7 separate regions of the Mus musculus genome follow, and all the other regions are linked to region 1. A link is a loop called in an ENCODE intact Hi-C map of the cell type or tissue named here. Cell type or tissue: left cerebral cortex. All regions are shown on one strand. Region 1 has its middle 50 kb from the start of Gm34960. Region 2 holds the start of Rasl11b (RAS-like, family 11, member B). Region 3 has its middle 43 kb from the start of Gm34960. Region 4 has its middle 34 kb from the start of Gm34902. Region 5 overlaps Pdgfra (platelet derived growth factor receptor, alpha polypeptide). Region 6 overlaps Scfd2 (Sec1 family domain containing 2). Region 7 has its middle 2.4 kb from the start of Usp46.

Region 1 (4,000 bases):
TCCATGAGCAGACCACAGCAATTCTTATAAAGGAAAACATTTAATAGGGACTAGCTTACAGTTTCAGGTTTAGACCATTATCAGTATGGCCAGAAGCATGGTAGTGTGCAGATAGACATGGTGCTGGAGGAGCGAGAGTTCTATACCCAGATCTGCTGGCCCCCAAAGCTTACATCCAGCAACATACTTCGTCTAACTAGGCCACACCTACTCCATCAAGGCCACACCCCCTAATTCTTGTCAAGTAACACCACTCCCTAAGGACCAAGCAATCAAATATGTGAGCCTATGAGGATCGCCACAGTTATGAAGCCATCTCAACATGGTGCCTGGGTGTCTGCTGACTGGATGAGGAGCTGTAAGTGAATACAGTCTGATGCCAATCAGAAAGTGCAAATTCCATGGCTAAACACCGACCAAACACACTTTATTGAGAGTCCCAGGTCAACAGGTGTTTGCTGCTGCAGTGGAGTGTTTTTATAGCTTTGTGGACTCGTCAGGAAATAGGAGGGCCCTTCTTTAGGACACTGGTTTGTGTCTGCTTGGGTTTTGTCCATGTAGCTATAGAGGTTAACAATTACCTGAGCTATGATGGCCTCCCCAAAAGAGGATAAAATTTATTAAACATCTGAATGCAAAGAAAAATGACCTTGAGCCTGGTGAGGTCAGAGTTTAATCCCGGCACTTACAAGGCAGAAGCAGACAGATTTCCACAAGTTCAAGACTAGCCAGGTCTACACAGTGAGTTGCACGCCAGCCAGAGTTTCAGAGTGATGTAATGAATGCCACCCCTCACCCAAAAGCTTTGATTAAGCCAAAAAAGATTGTTACCAATGTAAAACCAAAATACCAAAACTCCGTTCAGAAGCTTTTTCAGAGTCATAATACAGACCTCACACTAATAACCATTTGCACGCCAAGAAAAAAAAAAAAACAGAGTGACATTTGCAGTTATCTAACCCGACCGATCTGGTGTGGAAGCTGACTTTATATCCTGAGCAAATCTGTATCCGATTCAAAGTGAGGTGCACTGGAAACAGTAAATATGCAAATATTCTACAACAAGCCTGTACTGCAACTTTCTTGATGTCCCTGACCCTGCCTCTCCCACTAGGATTTGTGAAGTTGGTACCAGATTTCTAAAAGAAAGCCTCGATACAGTCGGGACTGGCCCTGTCATTGTAGGCTGAGGAGTCACTGGCCGGCTCTAAAGCCTGTTTCTCTCCAGCCATGCTACAACCACCTGTGAAAGACCTAGCGCTGTCCATGATTGCTAAGACAGTTTCAAAGTCGAGCACACTGCACTTTTAAGTACATCTCACTTGAGAGAAGACTTATAGCAACTTATAAGTAAAAAATTTATCTATTGTGTTTCAAGAGTTGGCGGGACGCCTGGAAAACTCCGGGAGGTCTGAGTAAACCCCGTGGGACTTCCCGGGAGCCGGAGAGAGGAGCTTCCAGCTCCATCTGGACCACAGTTGCATCTCAGCGTCCCCAGGTGTATCATTTCCCATCCACCCCAGATCCCTATTAAATACATTATTTTACCGATGAGAAAGCCAAAGCTTGGGGAGACTGAAGGAAGAAATCCTAGTGGAAATCTGAGTGCAACAAACACACTGTGGCTTTATTCCATAGTGCGACAACTATTCAAAATCGGAACGGGACTGGCGCCATCCCCTAGCTGCTTCCACACTCACGCCTAGCCGAAATGCTCAGGCCATCACAGGATCCTCAAAGCTATGCCAGGACTTCTAATTTCACCATTTAACTCCAGGACGCCATAGAAACATTTGGCAACAAACCCATCCGTTTCCTGATTAAGTTTTCTTTAGCTCGGAAAATCCTGCATTAAGGCTCAGATTTTCACGCATCACAAGGATTCTAGAGACATGTGAGACTCTGTCTACGACCACTCCCCTCCGGACCCAGTATTTTACATATGGCCTGGTCTGATCAGCTGAGTCCAGAGAGGTACAGTGCTGGATGCCAGGCACCCCAGATGCCCGGGTACCTCTAGCTTCTGAGACTCATGCTTCCCACTCATAGCAGAATAACTTCAGGTCACCGAATTTTATTCAAAGAGAACTACATTCGGTTGTCTCATTTACGGAGCTATTTCTCAATGCGGTGGATGCCACCGAAGAGAGCCAGGTTTTCGTTAAGGATTCCACAGGGCGGCTTCTTCAGTGAAACTCAAGTCTGGCTATTGTCTTCAGTAAATCTTGCTCCAGCAAGGCCTGCATCCACTTATCTTTGTGAATTGAGATTCTGTGGCTTGGATTCGGTTCCTACTCCTCCACCGGCCTCTCCCCACTTCATACTCTTCTAAGCCAAACAAGGATGGGGGCTGGGGAAGCCCAGTTCAGCGTTGTATTCTTTGTCTCTTGCTGCCCCCTGCTGTTCAAGACAGGGTAGGCTAAGCAGACTGGCAGCGAGCTCCAGGAACCTGCCTGTCTTTGCTTCCCTGGTACCATGGAAAGACGGTGTCACCACACCCATATGTATGTATACGCCGCTGGATGGAACTTGGGTCCTGATGTTGTGGCGAGCATTTTCCAAACGGCGCTGGTTCCCTGGCTTCTCCATTTTTCCTCTCAACATGGAAATGAAAGGATAGCTCCCGAGCAGTGGCTCTGTGAGGGAGAAACAAAGTGTCTGGCAGCAAAAGCTATAGGATTTTCTTATGAAGCACTCTCATTCCATTAGTTTTTTTTTTTTTTTAAATAAGGAAACAAAATCGTGTTACTTAATATCCATTTCTATTGAGCCAGTTAGTCCATCTAAACACACACAAGAGTCCAGACATGCACTTTGGAGTTATGGGAGAGATTTACTATGACGTTATGTTCCCATTAAACCCATCAGAAGGTGGAACCAGATGCCAAGAAAGTATTGACTGCACAGGCAAAACCCTCCAACGAGTTCCTCCCGGTTCACCTTGAATATGTCCTGAACACTCACATAATTCACATAATTTGGCAAAACCCATTGTAACACAAAGCCTATTTGTTAATAAAGTCCCGACTAACCCATGCCATTTCTCCAGCTCTCCAGGGAAAGGTGCCACAAAACGTCCCATTGGAGAAAGAAGAGAGTAAGCAGGTAGAATCACACTGCAGTTTGGCTTTGCTGCACCGTATACATACAGTGGACTAGAGGCCAACTGAACGACAGTCAAACTCTGGTGGGCAGGGGGACAGAACAGCATCATGAGGATCACACATAGGTCAGGAGCTCTTCACATGCACACTTCAAGAGGCACAGGGACTAAAACTCGAGTCCTCACCTGAATGAAGGTCGTCACAACCTCTGAGTACCTGGCCACTTAATTCCTTCACCCACCAGAATGAGAGTCTCAGGAGAGCAGACACTTGCTGCCCAGTTTACCATGTACTCACTCTGGATCGGCACAAATCCAGACGTGTTCAAGGTAAGGTCTTCCTGTCTCCGATCAGCAACCACTGATATTCATTTCAACCACTGATGTTCATTTCCCAGGCAGCAGCCAGACCATCTTTCTAAAACTCGAATCTGATCATGACTGTTGCCTATTTGGAAGCCCTCCAATGACTCCTCCTCAGTTGTCCTGGCAAAGCCCAAACCCCTAAAATAAGCCAATAAGGGATGGTGTGCATTTCAGCCACACCAAGGCCTTTTGGCATTCCTAAGGGTCATGTGTCAGGTGTCCCAGCATCCACACCTGTTCCCTGACTGGAATCCCTTTCCCTCTTCCCTAAATTGTGGTGACACCCGCAGGACCCAGCTCAGGGATGCCTCCCACTGGGCTGAAGTAAAACTGAAGTAAGAGGTAAAGCTATCTTCCTGGGCCTCCAAGTTGTAGGGTCTTAGTTTATTGGTGCTAAGGATGATTATCGTGAGCCATTACTTCTGAACCTGTGTTTTGCTTTCTTCTTCCTAAGCTCCTACAACCTCCTCTATTTCTTTAGGCATTTACTACACAAGATATGGTGCACACACCATTAGGATTTCTATGCCT
Region 2 (4,000 bases), 340 kb before region 1:
CGTTTCTCCTTCTATGTGAACTTGTCTTGTGTAGAGATTACCTATGAAGACAGAGAAAGGAGAGTGTGTTCCTCTTTCATGTGCAGCCTCGGGAAACATTATGGTTTGGGTTTTTGTTTGTTTGTTTGTTTGTTTTTAATGTACCACGACTTGCACCGATACACACAAGAGAAAGATGTGATTTACTTCTAGTTAATGCACTTAATTCAGATCTTGTTTAAAGGCCACGTGCAGTCTTAAGCCCCTGCTAGTAGATTATCAAATTTTATCAAAAGTAGGTCAAAGTTTGTGGGTTTTTAGAAACTTGCTGGTCTAATTTTAACTGAGTTTCCATATTTAGAGTAGTTCCACGGAGGAAAGTTTCTGGCTCAGTATACGCAGGGTTTCTGTTTTTATTTTATATTATCATTCTCTGAACAGTTATATTTTGCCCACAATAGCTTCATAAGCAAACACGGTTAGTAAATGCACAGTTAGCATCCCTCTTAGCATGAATATGTGCCATGATTCTGATCAGCTCTATATCAAAGCAGAAGGCCACCAGGTCTTATCTTGGGACAGCTTATATGGCTCATTTCAACTAAATCCCCAACTGGTACTTAATACAAGTCTACTAATTTAACCATACAGTCTACTTAGTTAAGCAATTTGCTCTCCCCCTGCTAGAATCATAGCAGCTACTTATTTGTCTTTGTTAAGGAAAGAACTTTAGGCTTACAACTCTTCTTTGGCCTTTGCTTTCAAAGGTCGCCCCTGAAAGGCAGCCAGCAGAGGGAGAGGGTGGGGGAGGAGCTTGCAGCTGGGTTTTTTGTTTGGTTGGGTATTTTTTTTTTTTATGACTTTTGCAGGCATGTTTTAAAGGACAAGGCCTTGGAGTACAAACGGTGCTTCCAACTGGGGTCCCTATAGTTAAAACATACCACAGGGAATACTTTCGGGCACTTGATAAAATGATGAATGCGCCAAGAATGGAATGAGGCCAGATGGCAGCTGGGGGGAGGGGGAAGGGGGAGGGGGAGGGGGCGTGCAGAATTGGAAGTAGCAGAATCTTGATGCTAAACACTGTCACTCTGAAGGAAGTGTCCTTAAAGGTACTGAGAAATGAGGGCGGCCATCCCAACAGGGTTGGTCTCCGTACGTTTCCTCACCTGCATTTCGTTCGTAGTCCCCGATGAATCGTTTAGTGAGGAATCGGACCACCAAAGCTGCAATTCAGAAAAGAAAACAGACTGTTAACCCACTAAGTTAGACGGTTCTCCACCCCACCCCCACCTGGAAAACAACTCTTCCAAAGAAAGTCACAGCCGGCCACCGAGGGCTCCTTGACCCTCTACCAGACACAAGGAGGTAGGAGTGAATTACAGCTCTGCCAGCAGGAAGGGTCTTGAGGCCCAGCCCCTCCGCGGAGCCCAGCTGGGCCACACCTAAGCCTTCCAGCAGGCAAACTTCTTCCTAACCTTACGGAACTCCTGGAGGGGTTACAATCACTAGCTCCCCCATTCCGCCCCAGATCCTGCCAAAAGCCCAAAGCCCCAAAGTTCTACTCTGGCCCGAAAGTCGGCGGGACGCTCTGGGCCCCAGTGACCCTCTTCGTTAAAGCAGAGACATGAAGAGGCAGAGGATCCCACTGCAACGCCCACCGTCTCTCAGTTCCAGTCCGAGCGGGGGTCTCCCACGTCCCGCCCCTCCACCAAGCGGGTTCCTCGCATGGACTCACCGGTCTTGCCCACGCCGCTGGCCCCTACCACGGCGATCTTAACGAGCCGGCGGCCCGCAGCCCCCAGGCAGCAGTCGGCAGCGGTGCTGCCTGGGGCGGGGTACTCTGCGATGGTACACATGTTCTGGATGAGGCGCATCGCCGCTACGGCCCGGCTGCACGGAGCGGGGAGGAAAGTCAGGACAGGAGACGGCTCGCGCTGCAAGGAGAGGAGGGTACCCCGTCGGAGGGCGCGCGGGCAGAAACTGGAAAGAACGGGAGAGCGCGACGAGAAGAGAGGCTCGGGGGTTCCGGATCGCGGCTGGGATGGCAGCCGCCGGGGCGCGGGTTTTCTCTGGCCCAGGCCCCGCCTCCATTCCAGCAGCCAATCCCCGAGCGCCCCGCTCGAGGCCCCGCCCACGGCCTGCACTACCAGGCTGCGCCCCCACAGGAGCCGAGAGCGAGTGCGGGGCCCCGTGAGATCCGAGGAAAACAGGGCGGCCGGCGCGAGGGTGGCAACGTGCGGGACCCAGCCGGCTCCCGCTGCGCTAGCACGCGGCCGCACCGGTGCCTGCGGGGTCACGGGGTCTCAGATCCGCGTGGGGGGATCTGGCCGTGTCTGCTGGGTCTCAGGTCCACGTGGGGGGAATCTGTCCTTGCCTTCATAGGAGACCTGGCGTGTCCGCGGGATCTCAGATCCGCGGTGGGTTTAGAAGCACCCACCCTTGTCTGCCAACCTCGCCGCTGGGCCTCCGTAGGTCAGTCCCTAGGCATTCTCTGAATTGGGTCCCAGGTCCCCTAACCTCTCTGACCACTGGCTTCTCCACCTCTGACCCCAAGGAACCTGCTGGGAGCCCCATAGGTCACTGCCCTGTTTGGCCCTGCCCTATGTTCTGCTCGTGCGCTCGACATCTTTGCACTGACTTGGCTACATTCAAAGTATTATCCTGGATTATACATTTTCCCCATCCTTGTATTCCTAAACAAAGGCACCCCTCCGTGACCCAAAATGTGGCGTTTGTCTTTGGGGCAAAATACCTATTTTGTTCTAGTTCTTGCCAACAGTGCAAGCCCACGAGAAGGCACACAACGTGGAAAGCAAGTACCGCACCCCGAGAGGCAAAGCCAGGCTAAAAGTCACTAGAACAAGCTTGCATGGCTAGCCCAGTCACGCCTCCTCCCAGATCTGTGAAAGGTAAGACAAGAAGTCAGTGCAGCTGTGGATTGGACTCACCGGGAGGCAGAGGGGCCCCACGGTTAGCCTAGTCATAAAGGTTAGTTAAAAGTGGCTTGTCGCCAAGGAAGATGAGGAGTCTAGCACTCATAAAAATACCAAGTACCCCCGTGTCCTCATCAGAGAAAATCACAGACAACTGCTGGCCAGATCCCAACTTCAGCAACCTACTTTATCTATCGCCACCAGCATGCCCTTACAACCCTCAGGGCCTTTTATCTTGGTGCCTAAGAGCAAAGCCTGTGGCATTTTGTACACCTTTATTGAAGGTAGAAAAGCAAAAGAAGCTGATTCCAGGCTCAACACACCGTTTCTTGTTTAATCACAGTCCATTCTGGGCTTCATTCACCAGGTAATAAGAATTTACCCTCCTACTCTGGTCAGACCGGGACAAACCCTGTATCTAGTAACAGTTTGAAGGGGTGAAGAAATCGGAGGGGAACTAGGAAGATTATGTAGACTTGCCTGGTTAAGTCTTCCAGGATGAACAACAGAATGGAGGGGGTGGGGTGGCAAACAGGCTGAGCAGTCACGGTAGTAAAAGTCTGCCTTCTAGGGAAAACACTGGACTGAAGCAAGATCAGACGTCTGAGTCTGGGACAAAGGGCATGGCCAATTTGCATCATGTCTTTCTGTGTGGTTTAAATCAAACTTGAGTTTTGCCGGTCTATAAAATCAAACTTAGCAAGGCTATAATTAAGGTACCGTGCACCTTTCAGCCCCCGGCCCTCTAGCCTGCAATTCTCTAGTGTTTACATGGGAAATAATTACGTAGTCTACAACATTTGTTCGGCTGCTTTTTGCACACACAGACCTGATAAAGATTCTCAAAGGGAATTTTGCCTTGAATCACTTTAGCGTCTGGTGTTTCATTTTCGTTACCATGGGACTAACCAGACCAGTGATTTTTCTGTCTGCATCATGAAGGCTGAATAGAGTATACTTACTTTAAGTCAAAATGAACTGGCTGTACTTAAAACACAGAGAGAAGTGGAGGAGGAAGGAAGGGAGAGAGAGAAGCAGAGAGAGAGAGAGAGAGAAAAGAAGGAGGAGGAGGAGGAGGAGGAGGA
Region 3 (4,000 bases), 93 kb after region 1:
TGGCCTGGAACTCCCAGAGACCTTCCTTCTGAGTGCTGGGGTTAAATGTATGTATCACCATGTTGTGTGCCCTCCTGTCATGGGGTCTTTGTCTTAAATGAACTCCTTCCTTCTCAAGCTAATCAATGCTGGTTCATGTTTCAGTTAAAGCGCCAATATCAGTCTCTATGGCCCCCTCTGGTAGGAATTGAAGTGAGGGTCACCTCAATAGACTCCCCATATCCTCTCCCATCCCAGGTCTCCAGCTAGTCACCAGAGATACCTGATATTCACGTACCTGCCAACCAGAGACTTGGAGGGGGCGGGGCTGTCTTCAGCAACTAGCTCAGGGCCTATTTCATAATAGGTGCTCAATAAAAATACGATGAAATCCTTCTCAAGCTTCTACAAGAAAATTAAATGGAATAGAAAATAAACCGGTGGGACCGTCTCATGTGAGAAGAGCAACCTTCGGAAAGAGAAAGCTTGTGTAGCCTGTGCGTAGCAGTGTGCCTTTGTGGTCTCCATGTTATATATGTGAAGTGGCAATCTCAGGCAATGTCAGACACTGAATGCTGAATACCCTTCATTCTCCGAAGGAAAGCAAATTCTAAACGCATCTTGCACTTTGTCAGCATGCAGGGAAATGATGTTGCTGCCAGTGTAAGGAGCAACAATGATATCAGCAAGATTGCCAGGGCTGAAGAAGCCAAAACATGGTCCTGTTTTAACCCAGCAGCCTCCAACCCACATCCCACCCAGCAGGAGGCCAAACCTTTAGCAAGGAAAGACATAGTTTTTTTTTTTTTTTCCAAAAGAAGGACATAGCTCTAAAGCCCATGTGCTTAAGCAAGACCACCCAAGGGTCTAAGATATTTCTTCTTCTCAGTAGACCACTGATTCTCAACCTGTGGGTCATGGCCCCTTTGGGGGGGTCACATGTCAGATACACTGCATATTTACATTACAATTCATAACAGTAGTAAAATTACAGTCATAAAGTAGCAAGGAAAATAATGTTAAGGCTGGGGTCACCACAACATGAAGTATATTAAAGGGTCACCGCGTTAGGAAGGTTGAGAACCACAGCTGTAGAAGAAGTTTTGCTTGATGAGTGAGTGCTTCTGGGACACACAAAGCCAGCTCTTGAGTTTCTGCTTCAAGCTCCAATTGTTACCAGAGAGGAACCTTGAAACGTGGCTGTGACAACTGGACACTGAAGAAGGATGGAGCACAGAAACGCTTAATTGGAACAGCATTGACTTTGTCTGCAGCAAGTATCCTTTGTGATGTTGCCCTGCATTAAAAAAATTTTTTTAATCCCCTCTTGGGTTTCATGCTTTCTGAACGAATGCTTGGAGAATAAGAATACTAGAGGAATTTCTCCAGAAACCCTGAGTGGGAAGCTTCAACACAGTGGCCAGTTGTGCTGACAGGGAATTCTAGCCAGATGGGTGGGGTGGGTGCAGGGCAGAGACAGGACTGCAGGCTCAGCAAAGCACAATGAGAACATTTGGGAAGTGTTTTCCATGAATAGAACACCCCCCCCCCTCCAACGCAGGGCCAATTGAACGGTGGAGCTCTGCTGACATCTAGTGCACAAACCCATGGAGCCTCGCTGAAACGAAGCATCTCAGGCTTAGGGATGGATGCGAGGGAGAGAAACCACAGCATGGAAAACCCTATGCGGTATCTCATTCACTTTTGCATCATTACCCTAAGAGGACGTCAGAGAAACTCATCCATTGTGTTTCATACAGGGGGAAACTGAGGATTGGAGAAAGAAATGTTGTGATTCTCAAAATGATGTATAAGAAGTGCTAGAAGAGACCACTTGAAGAAAGAAGGATTTTTTTTTTTTTTTTTTTGCTCATGTGATATGAAAGGTATGGCAGTGTCACAGCCTGCGGTTGGGGCAGTGGGAGCATGGGCTGCTGGTGACATCACCTGAGCAGTCTAGGACACAGAAGAGATTCAGTCATAACTACAAGCTTATGCCATAGGGCTCCCCCACTGTGTCCACTTCCTCCAACAAGGCCCTGCCTCTTAAAAGTCCCCAAATCTCCTAAAATAGCACAGCTAGCTGGGTATTCAAATCTATGATCCTGTGTGTGTGTGTGTGTGTGTGTGTGTGTGTGTGTGTGTGTGTGTGTGTGTGTTTGTATTTGTGTGTGTGAACCAAGTACTCAAATATATGATCCTGTGTGTGTGTTTCTGTGTGGTATGTATGAGTGTGTGTGTGTTGTGGTATGTGTATGTGTGTATGTGGCAGAAGGGGGCTAGAGGGAGAGAGGAGGAGAGGGAAAGGGAGAGGGAGAGAGGGAGAGAGGGAGAGAGGGAGAGAGGGAGAGAGGGAGAGAGAGAGGGAGAGAGGGAGAGAGGGAGAGAGAGGGAGAGAGAGGGAGAGAGGGAGAGAGGGAGAGAGGGAGAGAGAGGGAGAGAGAGGGAGAGAGGGAGAGAGGGAGAGAGGGAGAGAGGGAGAGAGGGAGAGAGGGAGAGAGAGGGAGAGAGGGAGAGAGACCTAACACCTAATAAGGGTAGAACCAAGCTGAACTGTGATCATTTCCCTCTAGTCTACATCTAGTTGGGTGAACTCAGCTGCTCACCCAACTCCAGCTTCAAAGAAAGACATCCTGCTTGGTGGCTATGAGGTCTTTTTTTTTCTCACCCATGAAGAGGTAGCCTTATGGAAACTGGGGCTGAGTCTCCTCTTTGGATAAGTTCCTAACCTGGCCTCTAAAACCACAAATTTAAAACAGCTAGTTCTCCAGGGAGTTCAAACATAGTTGGAAATGAATACAAGAGGGGGAAAACTGTAAACTCAGGAAGAATTTAAAAAGTCCCAGGCAACAAAGTCCTAAGCTAATCACACAGGCACACAAAGGGAGAGAAGGAGAGAGGAAGGGAGGGGAGGAGTCTGACCTGTAGCTAAGTGAACAGATAGATGATGTTGGTGATAAAGATGGCACAGCTAGAGACAGACATAGATAGAGGCAGGCATAGATAGAGACAGGCATAGATAGAGGCAGACAGACATAGAGACAGACAGAGACAGAGACAGGCATAGGTAAAGACAGACATAGGTAGAAACAGAGAGACATAGAGACAGACAAACAGAGAGACAGACAGGCATAGAAACAGACAGACATGGAGACAGACAAACATAGATAGAGACAGACGTAGATAACTGAAAACAAACATGCAAAAGGGTGTCTTGGAGCCCACCGCTATCCCCTGTACCTTTCCCGGATGGCAGCCATCAGCTGATATGTATTCACCTAGTGGCAGAATGAAGACCTTGGCAAGAGTCATCTGCTTGCCCTCAGGTCTCTGAGGACTTTATCTGAGGACAGCTGTTCACCCCATGGCAGAGTTCTGACCCATTTCTTACCCTTTCAAATGACTTTTAAAAGTTTAGATTCTTAGCTGAGGTGTTATAAAATCACTTTATTTTGCGTAAAATTTAATATCAAGCAGCAAAAACTAATTTTTAATAGAACAGAATGTTTAGGATAAACTCTATCTTCTTTGCTTGTCAGGGGCAATGTTGGTTTATCTTGTGGGTTTTCTAAGAGCTCGTTTACTATCAGAAACTATGTATGGTAAAGACACCATCTCAGATTTTTAAACTGTAGCTTAAAGAGCAAAGACAGTAAGACTTATTCTTCCTCTGACCCATAATCAGCATTAAACTCTCTATTATTAAAGTTGTTTTAAATCACTCATTTGAAAGTCAGATGCATTTGTGCTGAGTTCACTGGAACATCATCAACCAAAAAAAAAAAAACAAAAAACAAAAAAAAAAACAAAACCCAAAACCCCCAAAACAGCTCCAAAAAATGATTCCAGAAAATCCCAAATCAGAGGGAAATGAGTAAATGTTCACTTCCCTGGGCACTAAGTTTCAATATTTGTTGAATTCAATGTTGACATGTATTTTATTGGATTCTTAATAGCAAGAAAAAGCTTTATAACAGGGAAATCATGACAACTTACTGGAAAAAAATGTAACTATTTGTTC
Region 4 (4,000 bases), 170 kb after region 1:
GAGAGACAGAAGAGAAGAAAGTAGGAGGAGAGGAGGAAGAGGAAGGGAGGGAGAAAGAGAGGGAGGTAGGGAGGGGGAGGGAGAAAAAGAGAGAGAGGGAGGGAGGGAGAAAGGGGAGAGGGAGGGGAGAGGGAGGGGAGAGGGAGGAGTGAGAATGAATCCTATTGAAGAATTTGGCTAACTGGGGGAGGGGAGCACACATGTTCTCTTCTTAGATGAGGCTTACCAAGAACTTTAAAGATGTCATTTAAATCAATCTTGAAGCCTCCTCCTCTTGTCCAGATTCACTGCAGGCCATTGGGTGCTGCGTAGTTCCAGGGTACACTGTTCTCAGAATGGCCTGTCTCAAGCAATAATGTTACTACAGCTCTGATGGTTTGGTTGTAGGTTCTTCTCAGCAAGAACCTTCATTCCCAGTATAGATCAGCTGCGTCCCTAAGCAGACGGGTGAGGACCATTTTGCTTTCTCCATTGCAGTAAGACTTCTTTTTTGAAGATATTTTTATTAATACTTTGAGAATTTGTACAAGCAAACAACGTGTTTTGATTATATTTACCCTAGCTCATCCACCTAACTCCTTCCAGATCTAGTCCCAATTTTCTCCACACTCTGTCCCAAGGTCATATCCTGTTTCCTCTTAAACAATCCACCAAATATAGTTTGTGTTGCTCATATCTTTATAAACTCGGTGATGGGGCCAATCCGCTGGATTGTGATCAGTCTACCAGAGCCACACCCCTGAAAATAAAAGGATTTTCCCTCCACTAGAAGCTGTCAACTGTCGATAACTCTATGAGCCCTCCCTATCAATGCTAGATGTGGCCTGGCTTGCTCTTGTGCATATTTTTGCAGAAAACCATAGCTGCTGTAAGCCAGCTCTACATCTATTTGTGTGTATATGTGCCTTCCTGAGCGTGTGTGCACCATGTATGTGCAGATGCCTTTAGAGAACAGAAGAGAGCATCAGATCCTCTGCAACTGGTGTTAAGGTGGTCATGGTGTGAACGCTGAGAATGCAGCCCAAGTTCTCTGCCAGACAAGAAGAGAAAAAGCTGACATCCCAAGCCATTCATTGCATTCATCTCAGTAAGAACTCCAGGTTGGTGGTGTTAGATTGAAATTTTAAAATACCAAGATAGATAGATAGATAGATAGATAGATAGATAGATAGATAGATAGATGATGACAGATAATAGACAAATAGATAATAGATAGATGATAGAAAAATAGATAATAAATGATAGATGATTGATAGTAGATAGATGATAGGTTGATAGGTAGATAGATAGATAGATAGATAGATAGATAGATAGATAGATAGACAGATAGATAAACAATTAGACAGACAGACTGACAGACTGATAGACAGGCATGGTTGATAGATGGATAGATAGATATGATTAATGAATAGATGATAGACTATTGACCAATGATAAACTAATAAATGATAGATAATAGATAAATGATTGATAGATGCTAGATGAGATAGATAGATAGATAGATAGATAGATAGATAGATAGATAGATAGATAGATAGATAGCCAAACAAGAATTACTCCCACCTTCACCTCCTGTGCTTAAGAAATTGCTTCTTGAGCCTTAAGAGGATAAAGCATATAAGCATATACATCCTTTATGGGGTGCTATGACATAGTTGTTTAGATTTTCTGACACTCTATATTTTTATCCCGACCATTCATTATCAATGCAAGATGTTTTCCAAGTTTACAGTGACCAGTTAAGCTAGGAATGACGTTGTAGATACTATCTGAGGACTAATATTTTTTATTTTTGAACCATTACCAACAGCAAGTGTGCTCGTCTCATTTCCTAAGCAATATTGCCATCTAGTGCCTTCTCTCAGACATTTCCCAGGGAACTTCTGGGTCCCAGGCCTGAGTTTCCCTGGGAAATGCTGCTTGCTTGGACTTCTTCCAACTGTGGTGGCAGCTACTTAGGGAAGGGGAGGTCACACCAGGAAGTATTATGACTTTGATAAATCCAATGCCATCCCTGTTACATTCTCACCACCCGATAGTCAATAGAGAAAGGTTGAATTCAAACATTGAAAAGAGCTGTTGTTTCTAGCTAACATTGTTTAGAGAATTAGTAACCCAGCCAAGCCTCTCAAAAGTTGTCTCACTCAAATGAGGGTTACACGTGACTCTTTCTTTAGAATCTAACTTTGCTTTGATGGTGGCAAATTATATTGGGCTTTGAAAGAAGTGAAGATGGGGGCTGCATTGTTCATTGGGGAACAAAGCAAGTATATTTCTGGCAGTTCTGGGATCACTGATATTTTTTCAAAGTAGAAGTCCAAACTGTTCGATGGCGTGTCTGTGGGAATTCCAGTCATGGCGGGCCACCCGTGGGGGTCTGATGTCACCTTCTCTCCTTTGGGATTTTCCTCTAGAGACAATGGAGGAATAAGCCTAGGTCATCCAGGAACTCCTCACTCCCCTTGGCCTGTGACGGCGACTATCCAGCTGTACTCGTGGGGAGTCACGATCCTAGCTATGACCCCAGCTTTCAATCACACATGCTGAGCCCAGATCTCTGCGATGTAAGGGAGTAAAGAAGTATAGTTTTCTCAACAACAACAAAATGTATCCAACACTAAGGACAAGAAAATATTGACATATATATGGGAAATAAAATGAGCATTCTCCCCCAGCCTCTTTTATCGACAATCTAGATGTGTGGCCAATGACTTGCCATGTGTTCTAGGTACACATGCAGATAAGGATTAAATATGCTCAATTTTCAATGGCTTGCATATTTCTGGATGGAAACAAGTAGTTGAGCACATGCAGTCTGTAGGTCACACAGCATTCACAGTTGGGAAAGTTCCAGGGATTGCATTAGGCCTCAGGTATCCTGTTCAAGGGTTAATGAAGCCCGATCTTTGGCCAATATTTCCAAACCTGCCTTTCTGTGCTGATGCAAATGCCCCAGAGACTATTACTAGGCTTGACAGGAAACCCACAGATGCATCTTTGATGTGCATACCAAGTATTTTTGTCAACAATTTGGGAAATACTAGCTAATATTCTCATTGAGTTCACTGAGCTAAGATTTACCATAGTTCAGATTTATTGTACATCTAATTTATTTTTTAATTGTTTTTAACAGCCTAACTATTTAAAGTCAAAATCATTTGAAAGTTCAGTAAAATGAATGCATTGTATGAATCAGGGCATATGTGAATCTTCATGTGAAATGTCATTTGCTGTCTTCATATCCACTCATACTTCGCTTAGAGGTTAGATGCTTATATGTAAGGGAATGCATGGGTGCCAAAGAGATGAGAACAACTGAAACCAGGAAAAGGGAGAAATTCAAAGAGAAGCAAGAGGAAATTAGAAATGAAGATGTAAAGATATAAGGTAAGGGATTTAAAGAAAGACATACACACTGGATACATTCTGGTATCAGCATTGGAAATGGAGGCAATTTTATCTTATAATACAAATACAATATACAATATTATGTAATATTGTATCTTAGAAAACAAAGATAAGCATGTATAAAACACACAAGAGATTCCCAGTTTGGAACTTTTATTGGGTACCCGGTTGTACATCCTTTACTTCTGTAATAAAATACTAGAGGCAGATTATTTATACTACAAAAAAAAAAAAAGCTTTATTATAGCTTAAAGTCCTGGATAGCTGGGACACAGAGTGATGCTAACAGAGTCTACAGACAGCACAGAGCTCCACACAGCAGAAAATGCTGAATATATGTGTTTATATGTCTCTTCTGCAGCCACCAGGACTGAATCATGCCCGGCCTAAGGACACTACCACACAGAGCCCCACAGTGGGAGTCAAATTTCCCCCAAGCATCACCCTTCAGTATGCACAACCCCTTAGCTCTGTCAGAATCTCCAACAACTGAAAGTTGTGCACTATGCTGTGTCAACAGCAAAAGCCTCTCGAATGATAATGAAGGGAACTTGCTCCATCCTGCCTCACACTCATGACCCACAGGACAGGA
Region 5 (4,000 bases), 1.3 Mb before region 1:
GAAAACTCCTAAGGTGAGCCTCCTACCAGAGACCACAGGCAAATTTGAAAGTAAACAGGATGCAAGCTTGCTCCCAGAAGAGCTACCACTCCCCTGAGGCTTACTCCCAGCTTCCCTGACAGTAAGAGCAAAAAACATGGATTTCGCTGCTCAACCACTGGACAATGAAATCCACCCCACCCTGTCCCAATTAAAGACCACAGGAGGCTCTCAGCCACCAAAGCCACCGAGGTCCTTCAAGATTCAGATTTCTGAGGTTTGGTTAATTTCAGTTCTCCTAAGTTAATTCTAACTATGAAAATAGCACATCTAGGTTCTTGTTTTGTTTCTCCTCTCTCTTTATTCGCTCTCAGAACTTCAGCCCAGGCAGCTTAAATATGGGTCTGCAATGGTGGCCACTTCTGCGTTTTCTAGCCCAAATTGTATTTCCCAGGACCTGTACCCCACCAGGGTCTGCGGTGTTTTGATCTGCCAAAGTACAAGATTAAATGTTCAATAAGAGACAGGGGCTGGGACACTTTTACACACATGCATTTTAGGGGGCAGCCTGGGTTCATAGACCTTTCTGGTCTCTTTGCACCAGATGTGTAACTCTGAAAGAATAAAATAACACATCCTTTCGACTGTCACTAAATGAAAAGAAAAGTCATCAGGTGTCTTGAAGTCACCAAGCCCACACGCTGTGTTTACAGAAGGAAAAAAGCCTGCTCCCTTCCTTTCAGGCCTGCTCACATAAACCCCGTTCATTATGTACGTGTGAAAGAGTAGCAATTAGGGCTCGATGTAGCTCAGCCACACTGGGCTTACTGAGCATTTGGAAGGATTGAATTTGATCTCTTGACCACACACACACACACACACACACACACACACACACACACACACACACGTTGGAAACTACACAAATGTCTGAAAAATAAAATCTGTTCCTCTGGAGATTGTTGCAGACTCGCAAGAAAGAAAAATTAATAAAATCATCTTTGTGCTCCTCAAGAGCAAAAAGGGGGATGAAGGGATAGCACAGTGGTTAAGGTCACCGAATGGTCTCTGGGTTCAAGTCTCTATACCGGCACAGCAGCTCAGACTCAGGAACCTGACACTCTCTTTTGATCTTAGAAGACACCAGGCATGCACAAGACTCATATATATAAATATGGGGGAACCCCCCCACATACACTTGAAATAAAAATTTAAAATTTGAGAGGGAGAGGGGAAGGAGGAAGGAGGGAGAGGGGGGAGGGGGAGAGAGGGAGGGAGAAAGGGGGGAGAGAGGGAGGGAGGGAGGGAAAGGGAGGGAGGGAGAGAGAGAGGGAGAGAGAGGGAGAGAGAGGGAGGGGGAGAGAGAGAGAGAGAGAGAGAGAGAGAGAGAGAGAGAGAGAGAGAGAGAGAGAGAGAGAGAGAGAGAGAGAGAGAGAGAGAGAGAGAGAGAGAGAGAGAGAGAGAGAGAAACTTCCCTCCTACCAATATTTGCTTGGAATTTGCCAAGCCCTCTCAGAGGCATATGCAGTTCCTCAGAGTAGACAGCAGATGGCAGTGTTGGTTCAAGAACCAGTGTCCTGTTGTCTCTGAGCTGCAGGCGCCATTGAAACCAGTTCTGATTTTAAAATGTCCCAACTTTAAAAAAAAATCGTAGGTTAATCTTTACTTTTAGGTCTTGTGATGACTTGTAGTTGAGCTCCTAGGCGTGGAAGAAGAAATGACAAAACTCCTATCTAAAATGCTAAATTTCTTTGGGGACCTCCAGAGACTTCACTGAGGAACAAACATACCGCCATCGTCACCATCAGCATAATTATCATCACCACTGCCCAAAGAGGGACCAAGACACAGCCGTGCCTTGAGAGCCAGGAAGATAGCGCTGTGGACCAGGTCTCAAAGATGTTGCAGAACTGGTCACTTGGGTTTAGGGGAAACAACACCCTTTGACTTTCCACCTCTCCAAGCATGAAGGCTACCTAGACCCTGCCAAGAGAGACCACGACGCCTTTCCCTGCCACTCTGTTCTCGCTGCTCGTAAACCCGCCCCCCGCGGGGTCCCTGCAGCCCAGTTGGTTAGAAAGGACTATTTCCATTGCTCGGTAACGCGGGGTCTAAGACAGCAACAGGCCAAGGAAGCTTGAGCCGGCCTGGAGCGCACACGCCGGCTACTGTCCCCCAAGATCTCCCTGGATCCGGAATTCCACCGCCTCCACCCACCTTCTGCTAAATTAAGACGCCCCAATTCTCCAGCTCAAACCCGGACCCTCAGCCCACTCTTGTCCACCCAACGCCTCTGCGCCAACGCAGTGCCCGCAGGAAAACTCAAGAGCGACCCAGGTGAGCCCAAATTCCAGGCGCACTGGGCTCCCGGCTGGGGACCGCTCGACCGCCCAGGGCTACTGGGACAAGGGTCGCGCTGCGGGAGCCACTAGAGGGCGCGGCAACCCCGCTGATCTTACCCGCTGGCTCCGGCGTCGCTCAAAGCTCAGGCTCCGGGTCCCCTACAGCGCTGCGCGCACTGGGGCCGATTCTCTCTGAGGTTCCGCGCTAGCACGCTCGGGATCCCGACCACCCCTTCTCTCTGGGTGTCTCTCTGTGTCTGCCTGTCTCTCTGCCTGTCTCTGTGTGTCTCCGTCTCTCTGCCTCTCCCTCACTCTCTCCGTGTGTGTGTGTGTGTGTGTGTGTGTGTGTGTGTGTGTGTGTGTGTATCTGTGTCTCTCACCCCCCTCCCCAACACCCTCTCTCCCTGTCTCCCTTAACCCCCGCGCCACAAGATCGCCACCAGATACCAGGCGACACGGATCTACCCGACGATCCCAGGCCCAAGCCCAAGTCCCTTTCCTTCCAGCTCAGGACTGCGGAGGCCGCCGCGCCCCAGGCTCTATGCTCAGCGTTTGCATTGTTTTCAACTGCGACCTGAGAGGAGACTGGGCAGGGTGGAGGGAGGGGGCCAGGTTTAGGGTTACAGGCGAGCCACAGCGCCTCCTGCAGGCCAGCCAGCACCGACCGCAGCCGCCAGAACCAAAGGCTGGACCAAGCTCTGTGATTCGGGGTCTGGAGTGCCCACCTTGCCCCTTTGTTTGCCCTGCCCCTGGGCACCCCTGCTCTACTTCATGCCTCTAGCTTCTCTACCTTCCGGAAGGAAGGGAACTGAAGTAGAAGAAAGAGACTCTCCAAGTCCGTGGCTTACATTTATCCCCTTTTACTACCGTCTAAGTTCCCAGCTAGTATTGGTGGTCCACCCTTCAGTTTAAAACAAAAGAAAAAAACATTGAACTACTTCAGAGGGAAAAAAAAAAAAAGGCACCGATGAGGTCGGGAATCAGAATGCAGTCAGCGAAAGCTGCGTACTCTGCATCCCACACTGAGTACTCTCCTACAAGACCCACCCTCCTCCTCCTCCTCCCCCTCCTCCCCCTCCTCCTCTTCCTCCTCCTCCTCCCCCTCCCCCTCCCCCTCCTCCTCCTCCTCCTCGTCTTCCTTCTCCTCCTTCTCCTTCTCCTCCTCAATGCTGATGCCTCCGGCCAACCCAACCATCAGCGGCCAGACTGTCGCTGAGCCTCTCACCTTTGAGTCACCTATCCAGCTTTCCAGTCAGCAACCTTTAACCTGGATGCTACTCACTGAAGGCCCGAGGGGGATCCCACCCCTCGAGGTCACCAGGCAGAAGGATGGTCACCACGTCCCCAGGTCCCGCGCAGCCTAGGTCCTGTCCCCAGGAGGCAGAAATCCCGCCCGCCAGCTTCGGCGCCTGACGCGTTTGCAGCCTGAAGCCCCTCCCCCTGCATCTCTCCCCAGCCCGCGCCCAGGAAGAAAGTAGAAGCCCCTGGGCCCAGAAGTGGGAGGCCAGGTTCTGAGTCTGAACCCTGCGGGTCTGCAGACTCCAGCAAAAGAAGGGATCCGGGGCAATAAACAGTGGAGTTGGACTGTGTTCTCTTTCTTTCTTTCTCTCCCGCGAGCTTTAGAAACCCAGCTGTACTAGAGACAACCCAAAACAGGACTTTTGCAAGGGTTCCTAAGC
Region 6 (4,000 bases), 430 kb before region 1:
TCCTGAGGAACTTGAGAGGCTTCTATTTTAGTATTTAGGATGAAACATAAGGCTAATTAATAAAACATGGTGCTAAGCTGTATGCCAAATGAAAGAAATATTTATTGGAAATAAGCAAAATGATTGTGCTGCCGTAGGAAGGGCCCTGTCCAGGCCTCTGAAGAATGCCGGGCATGCTCATCTGTTTTCACTAATGCATGCTGAATGCTTTGCCCAGCTTTCCAGAGCCAGGACAGCTCGGCCAGGATCTCCCCTTTACAGGGAACAGTCTCGCAGTCAGACAGTATTAAATAAGTGTGTTATGATCAATACTCTCTAAGACCCGAGAGAAATGGGAAAGCATAAACGGTCTGAGACTTAATTACATCCCAATTAAATAAGTTCTGTGTTTAAATACCCATGTCGTCTCAAAACTCTCCATAGCCTTTTTTATTTAGTTATATTTAAAAAAAAATGTGCTCTAGGCTACAGAATTCAGCTTAACACATTGACTTATAAAGGACAGAGGGGCAGGTAAGCAGAATCATTTTCCACTCTCACCATTGTTGGGGAAGGTACAAAAGCCAGCTTCATTGTTTTACAGCGGCTTGGGGAAACTGAAGACAGACCACAAAACCAAGAAGATTCAAAACTAAATACTCAGACTCTGGGGTTAAGCACTGCATATGGCTGGGCGTGGCTCTCTCTGACTCAGCAGGAATTACCAGGTCTTGCTCAGGAATCCTGTTTTATAAACCTTTTGCTGTTCATTTTGTCTCAGCTTGGTCTCTTTTAGGCTTTGTACACTCACCCAAAGGACCCTTGTCTCAGAGAAACTTAAATCTGTGAGCCTGTCCAAGTGCATTCCCACTGGAGTTGTGTTTTGAAGCCAGTGTCAGTCACCATGGGACACTTTTTGCTTCCCTGAAAAGGAATTAAAATGCGCCTTGAGGTTTCAGAGCACTGCTCATAGAGCCAGCCCCCTTATCTAGGATGGGTTCTTGGCCCGGTACTGAAGTAGGTATTTTATAGAGGAGCAGAAAAGGTTACTTTTAAAGATCTACCTGTACTCAAATTCCCCAGTTCGTAGTGGTTGTACTATCATTATATATCCCCTCCTTTTGTTTTAATATAAAGATAACTGACACAAAGCACCTTTGGCTTAATTCCCTACCGGGCTGAGTGGCATCACTGACTTCCTGTTTGGGAGCCAGGCTACAACATGAGTAAGTCCTGCTTTTGTGACTGCCCACTATTCCCCCATGTTTTCCTTCCTGGCCTTGAGCAGTGTGAAGGCACACATGGTAACTGTGTTGTGCATTCAGTTCCAAGGCTACAGTGAAGTGGCTTAGAAATCTAACTCCAGAAAGCACTGTTAGAAACACCCAGGATTCATACATTGGGGTTTAAACTCGTTTTTGGTTCTTGTACATTCTAAACCCCTTTTCCTGTTGCCAACTTTCCTGTAGCCCACACTTCAGGAACAGGCCCCGCATGGGGCTGCAACCCTCGGTTTAAGAGGCGGGGCTCAAGTGATGAGGCACTCTCTACTTGTGACTAGCTTCCCCTGGTCAATAGAGGTCACATGTTCATCATCTGAATGGGTCTCCAGTCTTACATATAGAAACTGATGTTAAAACTGACAAGTTATTGATAGGAAAAGACCCTCTATGTAGGCCTTGCAATTCTACACACAGAGAAACTAGCAGTTGCCTAGACAATAATTGTTATTGAAACATTTTAGTTTAAATATCAGGATTTGAAATGAGTGTTCAGTGAGATAAATTAGTAAGTGCATCTTCTTTGAACACAAACTCAACTATAGTCATAAAATTATTTTGTCAGCTTTATAACGTAGCTTCTCTTCTTCACATGCAGCAGAAAAAAAGAGTCATGGGTGCTACTTCCTACAGATGACTGCCGTGGCATAGATTGGGTGTATCCACCATGAAAACCAGATCTACAGTGTTGGCAATGAGACGTGGGAAATGAGTGAAACATTGGTTTTGGTTTGCTGGATCTGTTGTCTTACACTACCTTTGAAGACTTGTCTGGCAGTGTCCAGGTTGCAGGGTGAAGACATAGACCTTTTGTAAGCCAAATTATGTCATTGTCAAAAGCCATCACAGTAAAGTCAGGGATCCAGTAGCTCACATTGGAACTCAATTAAAATGGCCTCAATGGGAGAGCAAGGAATGGTGATCATAAATTGTGCCCACAATGTGTTTTTAAAAAGTATTTGTTTCCCCTTGTGGATCGTTATTTTAAACTGTGTCTGTCATGTGTATCTTCCTGAGATAAATTTGGATGAAGCAGAGACAGAGACCATAAAGCTCGCTGCTCCCCGACCCTCCACCCAGCCCTGCCACCACTGGCTGGGCTGCAGTCTTAGCTGCCTGCTGACTCGTCTTGAACAGCGGAGGGCAGTAGAGGAGTATGAGAGCTCACTGCCCAGCGAAAGAGCTCAGGAGAACACAATCGAGATAAGCTTTGCTCACTTAGGATGACACTGTGTGCACTGGTGGCTAAAGCAGTTTTTCTCCTGATGGTTACCAGCTAAGATGTACCCATCTAAGGCATACATACCATCTAGAGAACACATGCGTTGTGTTTGTTTATTATGCATTAAAGCTCTTTACTTTAGAAGGACGGAAACATTCAATAACAATTCTGTGGTAGCATTATTCCAAAGGAGACCTCCATGGAGTTACAGAGTGAGCCATCAAACCAGTCTATCATCAGCATTCGTGGCATTTGAACCAATTTGCCAATAAATGTGTTTGACACTCACAGCATAGGCAAACCAGCATCACCGTTCTGCTCTGATTCCCCTGGTCCTGACAGCTCTCTGTGGTTGCTAGTGATAGGGGCAGTAATGCTAATAATGGCAGCCATGCCTTCTCAGTGCTTCTCAGTGCCACACCTTATAGCAACATAGCCACTGCTCGGTTTCTAGACCCACATGACCCCATGTCTAAAGCCTGTCTGCTGGTTCCTTGTACTGGTATTGTCCCATCTATGAATGATACCACCATCTACCCAGAACTCATCTCTGATCCCTCCCTCCTCCTTACTTCTAAGTCCTTATTGCCAAATCTTGATTGCAAATTCGGACATATGTGTATGTCAGACTAAGTATGATGGCATGTGCTTGTAGTCCCAGGACTTGGAAGGGAGAAGCAGGAGGATCAACTTCAGCTGCATAGCAAGTTCAAGGTCAGCCTGAGCTAAACGGGACCTGCCCTCAAAAAGAGTTTGGGGGGTTTAGAGAGATGGCTCAGCAATTAAGAGCTGGGATCGCTCTGGCTGGGATCAGGATTTGGTCCCAGCACCATGCTCCCTCCACACACATCACTCCAGCTCTGCTCCTCAGCCACCATCACTGCAAGCTCCTTCACTTATTGCCTTTCTCCTCCCAGCTCCTGGGACTTGAGCCTAAAAACAGATCAGGATGCAGAACTTCCCTGTGTGGCACCCTCCACTGCTTTGTTTTTACTCTTGGGATGCTACTGAGGCTGTGATGGTGGTTTTACTCTTGGGATGCTACTGAGGCTGTGATGGTGGTCTCCCAAGCCTGTGACTGCCTCTCGCTGTTCCTGCTTCACATGCTTGGTAACTCAGAGCTCTCCTTCATGCGGTCGCCTCTTCTGGGGACTGCGAGATTTGATGTTGTTGGACCTCTTGAGCTTAGATTTTTGCCTGTGCATTCAAAGGCATGTGATTCTTTCTAGCTGTCCTCTTCTTGTTTCCTTTGGAAAGATAGTGACTCTCTTGAATTTTTCTTTCAATAAATCTCTACCAGAGCTAATCCTGGGATAATAGAAGAGGTTAGCCACAGGCCCACTGGAAAATATTTCCTAGGACAGGAATATGCAAGCTTTGAAATGAGATATATATGCTAACAGCAATGGTCTCAACTAATATAGGGATTGTGTGCTTTGTAAGATGCCTTAAAGCAACTCTTCTGAACCTATGTGTTGCCTGAGATCATCTGCATATCATATACTTATATTACTACTCA
Region 7 (4,000 bases), 220 kb before region 1:
GTTTTGGGCTTTTTTTTTTTTTTTTTTTTTTTTTTTTTTTTTTTGAGACAGGGTTTCTCTGTAGAGCCCTGGCTGTTCTGGAACTCACTCTGTAGACCAGGCTGGCCTCGAACTCAGAAATTTGTCTTCCACTAGCAGCCTTTGGATGAAGACATAGAACTCTCAGCTCTGCCTGTGCCATGACTGCCTGGATACTGCCATGTTCTCACCTTGATGATAATGGACTGAACCTTTGAACCTGTAAGCCAGCCCCAATTAAATGTTTTTTGTTTTTTGTTTTTTTTTTTGTTTTTTTTTATAAGACCTCCCAAGAGCTGGGATTAAAAGTGTGCACCACCACGCCTGGCCTTTTCTTTCTTTCTTTCTTTCTTTCTTTCTTTCTTTCTTTCTTTCTTTCTTTCTTTCTTTCTTTCATTTGAACCCTAGGGTTTGAGCACGTGCACTGGTCAGTTCTGTGTATCTCCCTTGAGGAAATGCCTCCATGAGATCCAACTGTAAGGCATTTTCTCAATTAGTGATCAAGGGTGGGAGAGCCCATTGTGGGTGGTGCCTGGGCTGAGTGAACCAGGGGAAGCAATCCAGTAAACAGCACCTCTCCATGGCCTCTGCATCAGTTTCTGCCTTCAGGTTCCTGCCCTGTGTGAGTTCCAGCCCTGACTTCCTTTGGTGATGAACAGTAATGTGGAAGTGTAAGCTGAATAAACTCTTTCCTCCCCAACTTGCTTCTTGGTCATGGTGTTTTGTGCAGGAATACAAACCCTGACTAAGACAGCATGGGAGAGGGATCTTTCCCAGAGTAGGTCTGGCAGTGGCTACTGGAAGACACAGAATAATTCCAGGGTGGGCACATGGTGAATTCCATCACAAGGGTTGGCTGAAGTAGAGTTAGACCTGTTCTGAGACTTGTAACTATACAAGTTACCACATCCTAGGTAATGCCAGTGCTAGCCGATGGGTCGCACTTTACAGCAGGGAGCACACTACCTGGAGTGGCTGCCTCGCTCTGCTCCACTTAGGTTGATGCTGGCCTAGAAACCATTTTTCCATGTCCTGGCTATTCTTTTCCAGCCATAGATCTCACATCAGCTGTAGTCTCTATAGAGACACACTTTCCCTCAAAATCCACTCATTAGCTAGGCACCATCTGTGAGGTTTGACCTCTTCCTACCTGGGTAGTTCTCCACTCAGTGAAGCCAGGGTTACAATTTTCTAATCCAAGAGCCTTCTGTAATTGAGACTTGTTTATATCAACCTTGCCGAATTGTAAAACACATTTAATCATTCATGAGTTGGATAAACTCTGCAGTGTTCGATTGATTTGCTGACTAACCCATAGCCTTTCAACTTTTTTTTTCCTTCTTCTTCCAGAGGTAAACAGAATCTTCTTACCTCTCCCTGGCTGGCCTGATACTCACTATGTAGCCCAGGTGGGCTTTGAACATGTGGCAGTCCCTCTGACTCAGCCTCTCGAGTGCTGGATTACACTGCACCACACCCAGATTTCAACCTGTCTACAGTCTACTTGGTTTTAGGTGTTTAGAGGGTACCCAAACAATCCTTTTTCTTGTTGGCACAGCACCCAGGGCCAGGTCCTGGTTGGTTTTCTCTGTGCCAGTGGTGTTTGTGTGTGTAAACATATGTGTATGTTCATGTGTGAGTGCGTTGTATGTGTCAAAGCCTGAGGTTGATGTTGGATGTCTCCCTCCTTTCTGCCTTATTTTTTTTTTGTTTGTTTAAAGATTTATTTGATTTTTTTTTGTTTGTTTGTTTTGTTTTTTTGAGACAGGGTTTCTCTATATTGCCCTGGCTGTCCTGGAACTCACTCTGTAGACCAGGCTGGCCTTGAACTCAGAAATCTGCCTGCCTCTGTCTCCCCAAGTGCTGGGACTAAAGGTGTGCGCCACCACCGCCCAGCTGATTTATTTGATTTTTTAAAAAGATTTATTTATTTTATGTCTATGAGTACACTGTAGCTGTACAGATGGTTGTGAGCCTTCACGTGGTTGTTGGGAATTGAATTTAGGACCTCTGCTCCCTCTGGTTGGCCCCGCTCACTCCAGAAGAGGGCATCAGATCTCATTACTGGTGGTTGTGAGCCACCTTGTGGTTGCTGGGATTTGAACTCAGGATCTTTGGAAGAGTGGTCAGTGCTTTTACCCACTGTGCTATCTTACCAGGCCCCCCCCTTTAAAAAATTGGCATTTTCTTTTTATTTTAAAAAAATATTTTTTAAGATGTCTTCAGACACACCAGAAGATGGCGTCAGATCTCATTAAGGATGGTTGCTGGGATTTGAACTCAGGACCTTTAGAAGAGCAGTCAGTGCTCTTAACAACTGCGACATCTTTCCAGCCCGATTTATTTGATTTTTAATTATGGATGTGTGTGTGTGTGTGTGTGTGTAGGTGGTATGTGCATATGATGTAGGTGCCATGGTCCAGAAACCATGGGATACCTTGTAGCTGAAGTTACAGGTACTTGTGAGCCACCCTAAGTGGGTGATGGGAATTGACGTCAGGTCCTCTGGAAGAGCAGTGTGCACTCCTAACCATCCAGCCATCTCTCTACCCCTTGCACTTTACTTGTTTGAGACAGAGAGGGTCTTGCCTGAATATGTAGCTTGTGATTTGACTAGTCTGGCTGGGCAGCAAATACCAGCCCATCTCTGTGTTCTCTCTCTGCCTCTCCAGCACTGGGATAGTTATACACCATGACTGTGTTTCTTTACCTGTGGGTGTGGACTCGGGCGGGGGGCAGGACGTGAGTCTAGAGATCTGTACTTGTGCAGTAAGCACTTTATAGACTGAGCCATCTCCCCAGCTCTCAATTGTGTTTTAACCCCTGTAGGCCTTGCACTCAGTGCATTCATATTGGAAAAAATCGCAAAGCTTATCATTAGAAAGCATGAAAGCTTTAGACTAACCACGCACAAAGCTGAGGCCTTCAGCTTGTGACATTTCTCAGTCTTTAAGCTTTTCAGGACCTTACTGTGTTCTGGCCAGTCATAGTTAGGGTGTTTTATCGATGGTCCCCCTCCCCTGCCCCCTCCTCAAATGGTGCCCCTCCTAAGTTTAGCATGCCTTTATCTGTACTATTTATTTGAGAAACACAGAGCTGGGTTGGATACCTGCTCTGTAAGCCTTATGGAGCTAACCATGTCTATTAACTAATCATGTAGAAGCTGGAAGAGTCGTAACTGACAGCAGTAAAAAAGAATGAAAGTAAAATTCAGGTAGAATGAGTCATTGTGAGCAGGAATATTAATCCTTCTACACACTGAAAAATACAGTATCCATGTGACCCGTCCCCCACCCTCACCCTTCAGTCAGTGGTTTTGTCTTCTATTTCCACCCCAGATCCTAGAAGAATTACCAATGGATGGATGGCTCTCATGTTATGTGTATAACCCTAGCCCCCCAGCCCCCAGTATGTTACTCTTGGCTAGACAGAGCTGTCTTCAATTATATTAATTTCTCTCCTAATTTAATTCTCCACAAAATACATTGGTTTGGGAATTTATCACGTTTCACATGCACAACTTCCCTGTGGAAAGCTTGGGACTGCAAACTTGTCTGCACAATTATTCCCCATGTTTGAAATGAACTCTTTCAGTTCTCACGAACATATCCCTCAAGTGGTGTGTACAGTGTGCACCCTGAGCCTGCAGTCTGGGCCTCCGCAGGAAGGTGTAAAAGCTCAAACAAAACTGAGATCAGGAGCTCCGAGGATGGGAGATAGGAAAGTTTTGTTTTGGTATTTCCTGGACAGCCTCTAGTACCGCCCAGAACCTGGCCATTTCCTCTGTACCTGCTAATGTCACAAATCTCCCGAGTGTGCCTGCTTAGACCCGGAATTCTTTCCTTTCTGGGAACCTTTCCCTAGGCAGCTGGGTTGCTGCTGGCTAGGGCTTTCTGGCCACGCCCATGTCCTGGTCTCATTTTACTTTTCGGGTTCCGGCGGATGCCATCTGGCTAGAACCCTGGAGAGAAACTTTAAAGTT

What was found. A loop is a pair of places that touch in the nucleus more often than their neighbours do. Peaks named below come from ENCODE experiments on the same cell type or tissue, not always from the same donor. Only the 100,000 strongest peaks of a DNase experiment are listed, where the experiment ranks them.
Region 2: a loop joins it to region 1, with 2.3 times the contacts of the local background. A loop is called at or near these places in 4 of 42 quality-filtered maps.
Region 3: it touches region 1 in a loop (2.6-fold over the local background); 7 of 42 quality-filtered maps call a loop at or near these places.
Region 4: it touches region 1 in a loop (3-fold over the local background); 14 of 42 quality-filtered maps call a loop at or near these places.
Region 5: a loop joins it to region 1, with 11 times the contacts of the local background. A loop is called at or near these places in 18 of 42 quality-filtered maps.
Region 6: it touches region 1 in a loop (6-fold over the local background); 38 of 42 quality-filtered maps call a loop at or near these places.
Region 7: a loop joins it to region 1, with 4 times the contacts of the local background. A loop is called at or near these places in 6 of 42 quality-filtered maps.

The regions. Positions count from the first base shown.
Region 1 is chr5:73,852,593-73,856,592 of GRCm38, reverse strand. No RefSeq gene overlaps it. Among named protein-coding and RNA genes, the nearest start is that of Gm34960, 50 kb to the right of the region's middle. In left cerebral cortex, a CTCF peak has its summit at 2,409 (motif pointing left); DNase peaks (open chromatin) are centred at 1,738 and 2,355; H3K4me3 peaks cover 833 bases; H3K27ac peaks cover 432 bases.
Region 2 is chr5:74,193,308-74,197,307 of GRCm38, reverse strand. Rasl11b (RAS-like, family 11, member B) reads right to left here and starts at 1,982. Exons shown (of 4, transcript NM_026878.1): 1 at 1,718-1,982; 2 at 1,149-1,205; 3 at 1-41. The coding sequence starts at 1,856. In left cerebral cortex, CTCF peaks have their summits at 765 (motif pointing right) and 2,134; DNase peaks (open chromatin) are centred at 1,595, 2,091, 3,527, 3,680 and 2 more places; H3K4me3 peaks cover 2,662 bases; H3K27ac peaks cover 2,219 bases.
Region 3 is chr5:73,759,421-73,763,420 of GRCm38, reverse strand. No RefSeq gene overlaps it. Among named protein-coding and RNA genes, the nearest start is that of Gm34960, 43 kb to the left of the region's middle. In left cerebral cortex, CTCF peaks have their summits at 1,373 and 1,581 (motif pointing left); a DNase peak (open chromatin) is centred at 1,464; H3K27ac peaks cover 1,113 bases.
Region 4 is chr5:73,684,215-73,688,214 of GRCm38, reverse strand. No RefSeq gene overlaps it. Among named protein-coding and RNA genes, the nearest start is that of Gm34902, 34 kb to the right of the region's middle. In left cerebral cortex, a CTCF peak has its summit at 1,849 (motif pointing left); DNase peaks (open chromatin) are centred at 1,863 and 4,000.
Region 5 is chr5:75,154,788-75,158,787 of GRCm38, reverse strand. The region is part of intron 1 of Pdgfra (platelet derived growth factor receptor, alpha polypeptide); the gene reads right to left. Among named protein-coding and RNA genes, the nearest start is that of Pdgfra, 4.5 kb to the right of the region's middle. In left cerebral cortex, CTCF peaks have their summits at 1,531 (motif pointing right), 2,399 (motif pointing right) and 2,993 (motif pointing left); DNase peaks (open chromatin) are centred at 1,570, 2,429, 2,887 and 3,664; H3K4me3 peaks cover 1,461 bases.
Region 6 is chr5:74,282,154-74,286,153 of GRCm38, reverse strand. The region is part of intron 5 of Scfd2 (Sec1 family domain containing 2); the gene reads left to right. Among named protein-coding and RNA genes, the nearest start is that of Gm32064, 32 kb to the left of the region's middle. In left cerebral cortex, a CTCF peak has its summit at 2,398 (motif pointing right); a DNase peak (open chromatin) is centred at 2,414.
Region 7 is chr5:74,068,851-74,072,850 of GRCm38, reverse strand. No RefSeq gene overlaps it. Among named protein-coding and RNA genes, the nearest start is that of Usp46, 2.4 kb to the right of the region's middle. In left cerebral cortex, a CTCF peak has its summit at 2,099 (motif pointing right); DNase peaks (open chromatin) are centred at 2,124 and 3,949; H3K4me3 peaks cover 511 bases; H3K27ac peaks cover 600 bases.